Linked DNA regions of Homo sapiens: region 1 is linked to region 2. Evidence: chromatin contacts called from ENCODE Hi-C or POLR2A ChIA-PET data. All regions are on one chromosome and are shown on one strand. Each heading gives the region's core, a stretch centred on a gene start or an enhancer-like site at or near the end of the contact. The rest is flanking DNA. Distances are from core to core; before and after follow the strand shown.

Region 1 (2,700 bases), core at 1-2,500, 94 kb before region 2:
GCTGCACACCTGCTGTGTCAGGCTCTGGTCTCCTGTCAATGGCTGCCTATCCTGCAGCCGGGACTGGCTGGTTCCCTGCTCTGTCCTCACAGGAGACCGGGAGGCTCTGTGGGCTGAGCTCAAGGCTGGGGCTGAGTCTGGCTGGGACTTCTCTTCACGCTGGCTCATTGGAGGCCCAAACCCCAACTCGCTTAGCGGCATCCGAACAAGCAAACTGGTGCCTGTTGACCTGAATGCCTTCCTATGCCAAGCAGAGGAGCTGATGAGCAACTTCTATTCCAGGCTGGGTGAGCACCCCAGTAGGGAAGGGAAAGCAGGGAGCTTGGTTTCCTGCTCAGGCTTGGCAATAGAACTGGAAGTAGGACCCTTGTGTGACAGGCCTTCAGCAACTTAGCCTGTCGAGCCCCGCCCTAGTGGAAGCCTGCACTCACATTTGCGTACCAGACAAGAGAACAAACGGAGCCAACCCTAATCCTCTCTTCCTCCCTTTCTTACTGTGAGGGTCTCTAGGGTCTGTGAGGGGAACCCTAGTCCACGCATCCAAAATCCTTCCACTCCCTCTCCCTCAGACAGCTGCCCTTGACCCCCTAAGAGCTAGGGGAATCCACCCAGCCAGTACCCTTGGGAGGATAGACCCTGGAGACCCTGGGGACAGATCAGCTCCAGTGGTTCCCTGGGAGCAGTGCGGGGCCATAGGCCAGAAATGTGGTGGGCTCCAGATCGGCACATCCCCTTGGTCATCAGGGTGTCTCAGCCTTTGCAGAGAAACACAAAGCGGGGAGGCTAAAGTAGAACCACGAAAAAAGCCTGGGGCAGCAGGCAGGGCACTGGCTGCTGGCTCTAAAGGCAGCACTGCCCCAGGGAACGACTCCCAGGCCACGAAGTACAGAATCCTGCGGTCGCAGCGCTTGGCCGCCCTGAACACAGTCCTGTGGGATGAGCAGACCGGAGCCTGGTTCGATTACGACCTTGAGAAGAAGAAGAAAAACCGGGAGTTTTACCCATCCAACCTCACTCCACTCTGGGCCGGGTGTTTCTCTGACCCTGGCGTGGCGGACAAGGCTCTGAAATACCTGGAGGTGAGGGCACAGCAGGTGGCTCGGGTCCACTGCAGGCAGCACCGCCCCCTCCCGACCCTGAACAGGACCTGCAGGGGAGGGCGCTTCCTCCGGCTATGCCCCTTGTCCCAGCCTGCGGGTCCCACCAGAGCCACCGGGGGGCAGCTGTGAGCCGAGAAAAGAAGAGCCAGGAAGGGGACGTCTGGCTTCCCGCGGGGTCCAGCGTCCTGTCCTGGCTCCCAGTCCAGCCCCACCCACAGTCATGGGAATGTCTGGGACCTTCTAGGACAACCGGATCCTGACTTACCAGTATGGGATCCCGACCTCTCTCCAGAAGACAGGCCAGCAGTGGGATTTCCCCAATGCCTGGGCCCCCCTGCAGGACCTGGTCATCAGAGGTAGGGAGGCAGGGCTGACACAGCCAAGGACCCTTCCCAGGGTGTAGAGGTGGGCCTCCCTGGTGCTGGGGAGGCATGAACAAAAGACACAAGAGGCCCCGTATCCTTTCTCTCGCTCCTCTGCTCTCCTGGCCTCCACTTGACACTTATGTCCACCCAGCCTGTCCAGTGCAATCAGTCCTGTTCGCCCTTCAAACCAGGGCCGTCGATTAAGGGCAGTTTGGCCTGTGGTCTCAGGAAGGAAGTCTTAGGGCCCAGGCCTCTTTCCCTCCTTGGGGAGAGTAGGGTGCAGCCACTGCTCTGTCTGGGATGGGAGACCTGGAGGTTGAGTCCTGCCTGCAATGGGGTCTAGGCCTGGCCAAGGCACCTTTACGTCGGGCCCAGGAAGTGGCTTTCCAGCTGGCTCAGAATTGGATCCGAACCAATTTTGATGTCTACTCGCAGAAGTCAGCCATGTATGAGAAGGTGAGCTGGCCCAAGCCCTCCCTGCACCCCCAGGCTGTCCCAGTGGCCACTCCTGAGCACTGCAGGGGCTGCTGGGCAGGCAGAGCAGCTTCTCCCCAGGGGCTCTGGTTGTTTGTTGTTCCTGGAGCTGGGGGGCAGTACCTGACATACAGCCCACCCGCTTGTCCCCAGTATGACGTCAGCAACGGTGGACAGCCCGGTGGGGGAGGAGAATATGAAGTTCAGGTGAGCAGGCCAGGGGTGGGCTGGCCAACACCAGGGAACTCCTGAACTCTGCTGCTCATGACCCCCGCCCCAGGCCTCAGTGTGCTCACCTGCATGTGGGCCCGGGGGAGGAGCTGACTGGTGCTTCCTGTACCGCTGGGGTTAGGCAGGGCCAGTGCCCCTGGGGAGAGAGCCCACAGCCCCCACCAAGGGTATGAGGCTTCCCCAGAAACTGGCCCCACTGCCCTGCCTCTCCCAGGAGGGATTTGGCTGGACGAATGGCGTGGTCCTGATGCTGCTGGACCGCTATGGTGACCGGCTGACCTCAGGGGCCAAGCTGGCTTTCCTGGAGCCCCACTGCCTGGCGGCCACCCTTCTGCCCAGCCTCCTGCTCAGCCTCCTGCCATGGTGACAGCCCTCCTCTCCTCACCTGGCCCCAGCTCCTGCCCCATTAAACCTCTGCACCAGTTCCTGCCTTCCCCTGCCTCTTCATGCCCTCCTACCTCCCAGCCTGTCCTCAGAGCGAAGTGGAGGGCAGGGTCACGACCTGGAGGTCATGGGTAGGGGCCTAGCTC
Region 2 (2,700 bases), core at 104-2,603:
ATTGTTATTATTCATTATTTATATTTGAGATGGGGTCTTGATCTGTTGCCCAGGCTGGAGTGAATGCAGTGGCCCAATCTCGGTTCACTGCAACCTCTGCCTCCCTGGCTCAAGCAATCCCCCCGCCTCAGCCTCCCGAGTGGCTAGCACTATAGGTGCGTGCCACCACACCTGGCTAATTAAAAAAAATTTTTTTTTTATTTTTAATAGAGTGGAGGGGGGCGGTTCTTGCTATGTTGCTCTAGCTGGTCTCAAACTCCTGAACTCAAGCAATCGTCCCACCTCTACCTCCTGAAGTGCTGGGATTACAGGTGTGAGCCACCGCACCTGGCCTCCAATATTTTATGTTTCTCTCTCCCTGACTTCCCAAATTAATTATGTCCACAGTTTGAAAATATTTGTTCCTTACATCTCCATTCACTCATTCCTCGATTCATCCACCCAATGAGCATTGTTAGTGTCTAATTTCTGCAATACACTGGTGTTACAAAGCTTAAAAATTAATTAGACACAGGTCTTGCTTTAAATAAGTTAAAAGTCTACTTTAGCAAATAAGAAAGACAGGACACAGAGTGAAAAAAAATTTTTTTTGAGACGGAGTCTCGCTTTGTTGCCCAGGCTGGAGTGCAGTGGTGCGATCTCGGCTCCCTGCAAGCTCCGCCTCCTGGGTTCATGCCATTCTCCTGCCTCAGCCTCTCGAGTAGCTGGGACTACAGGCGTCCGCCACCACGCCCGGCTAATTTTTTGAATTTTTTAGTAGAGACGGGGTTTCACCGTGTTAGCCAGGATGGTCTCGATCTCCTGACCTCGTGATCCGCCCGCCTTGGCCTCCCAAAGTGCTGGGATTACAGGCGTGAGCCACCGCGCCCGGCCCACAGAGTTAAATTTGAACCTCAGATACCCAAGGAATAATTTATTGCTATAAGTATGTTCCATTCCATGGCACCCTGTGGAGGGGAAAGACTATAGTGTAATATAGTGCTAGAAAAGGACTTACAGAGTGCTGCGAAATTTCCCCTGGAATGTGTCTACATCCTGGTAAGACTGATCTGGGAGCAACTGCATCCCCAGAGATTGTTGTCCTAGGGGAACAAACGCACACCTTGTTTCCAGATTGAAGGGCTAACTCTACACCAGCCCGAAATTTATCAGCCGCGTTGCCACCCATAGCCGCTAGATGCCGCAACAGACGTATTTACTGAAACCATAGACAAACAGGCGACTTGGCCGCCCAGAGAGGCTTTATCCGTGACTCCTTGATCTTCTTCCTGCGTGGAGAGCCTTCGCGGGTGAGGCTTAACGCGCAGGAGGTCTCACGAGAGTGGAAGCAACTCTCGCGAATTTTAAAATTTATCTTTTTGCCTAGCGACTGACAACAGGCTGGTTGCTTGGCGTGGAATCCTAAAGTGGCCTGGCTTTGAGACTGGAGTGAGACCCCAGCCCTAGGCTGGGGTTCTTTCCATTATAGAGGAGACGGATTCAGAAGGGCTACAGGTAATTAGTACTCATCCCAGCAAAAAGGGAACTGTCTTTCTAGAGAGGCTTAAGAGGACTCCCCTTTACCCCATTCCCGGTTACCTCTTCCAATCTCCGTGGTAACTGTTCCTTCGTCACCTCACCACCAACCGTCCTGCTTCCTTTATTCCCCCAAGAAACTTAGGTGGGATCCTATCTGCAAGATAAGGGTGAAAGTGGAGGTGATGATTTTGGGATTATCGGATGGGACTGAGAGACTGGAGTTTCCCCTCTCTTCGGGGACCCTCCCACCCTACCCCGCCTCAGCCCACCCCACCCCACCCCACCCCACCCCACCCCACCCCACCCCAGAGGTGACTCCAGAGACAGAACTCTTTCTAGAACCTCTACAGCCTTCCCTGAGAAACCTCAACAGCCTTGGCCATCTACATACAAATAGTGTTCTGCCCTTGCGCGTGGTCGTACAGCTTTGGGAAGCTGCAGAAGTTGGCTCTCTTTCCCTCCACGATTCCCTGGTTCCTCAGCCAGCCTGCCAGCAGTTCCTAAATAAGGGCTGCAACAGAATGACTTAACTGCTTGACCGAGGGCCAGGAAGCCTGAAGGAAAGTTTGGATGGGGTGATGGTTTTGTGAAAAACTGGTTTCTTGAGTAAGGAAGAGGAGCCAATGCTGGTTTGGAATATACCTCCTGGCAGAGTGCTTTATGTCTCATGATAGGAGCTATGAATTATGTCTCCCTTTGCTTAGACCAAGGTTGTTGAAAACCAGACATATGATGAGCGTCTAGAGATTAACGACTCCGAAGAGGTTGCAAGTATTTATACTCCAACCCCAAGACACCAAGGTAAGAGAGGAAAGAAGAGAAATGCTACTGAAAGAGCAGGATGGATTCACGGTTGTCTTCAAGAAGTTCTTATTTTATAATAGCAAATGTTGACTTTCAGCGTCAATTTACTTCACTTGCCATTGTTTGTTTTCTGACTAGTTAAGGGGGAGAAATCATAGCCTTCCAAATTACAGGATCTTCCCCCAATCCAACCCTGTCACCATTTACTTCATGTTACTGCTTTGCTCACTGTCTGCCAGGAATTCACTGTTCTTTTTCTTTTTCTTTTCTTTTTTTTTAACTTATGTTTTTCCTAGCTTTGAAGATGCTTCATAACCTCCCCTTAGCCTGCAACCCCAACCAAAATCACAGTGGAATGTTTTTAAAGGACTGAACACT

The links. A loop is a pair of places that touch in the nucleus more often than their neighbours do. ChIA-PET counts read pairs that join two places held with the same protein, here RNA polymerase II (POLR2A). Pooled maps may share reads with other maps.
Region 1: a loop to region 2 is called in a pooled map, with 2.6 times the contacts of the local background. The contact joins the enhancer-like site here to the promoter of IFT46 in region 2. A Hi-C loop is called at or near these places in 7 of 50 pooled maps. POLR2A ChIA-PET finds 5 or more read pairs at or near these places in 6 of 52 experiments (AG04450, BJ, H1 and 3 more).

What each region holds. Positions count from the first base shown.
Region 1 is chr11:118,658,126-118,660,825 of GRCh38, reverse strand. It overlaps TREH (trehalase), which reads left to right. Exons shown (of 15, transcript NM_007180.3): 10 at 93-287; 11 at 862-1,079; 12 at 1,345-1,456; 13 at 1,809-1,921; 14 at 2,093-2,146; 15 at 2,385-2,700. The coding sequence ends at 2,537. Among named protein-coding and RNA genes, the nearest start is that of MIR6716, 15 kb to the right of the region's middle. RefSeq lists enhancers at 1,295-1,844, 1,892-2,186, 1,845-2,394. Within about 2 kb of position 1,250, at least 11 of the 41 ENCODE cell types and tissues checked have a DNase peak (open chromatin) inside an H3K27ac peak, as active enhancers do.
Region 2 is chr11:118,564,584-118,567,283 of GRCh38, reverse strand. It overlaps IFT46 (intraflagellar transport 46), which reads left to right and starts at 1,353. Exons shown (of 12, transcript NM_001168618.2): 1 at 1,353-1,494; 2 at 2,223-2,319. It overlaps LOC124902764 (a long non-coding RNA gene), which reads right to left and starts at 2,223. Exons shown (of 4, transcript XR_007062907.1): 1 at 1,910-2,223; 2 at 1,579-1,672; 3 at 998-1,082. RefSeq lists an enhancer at 1,081-1,310.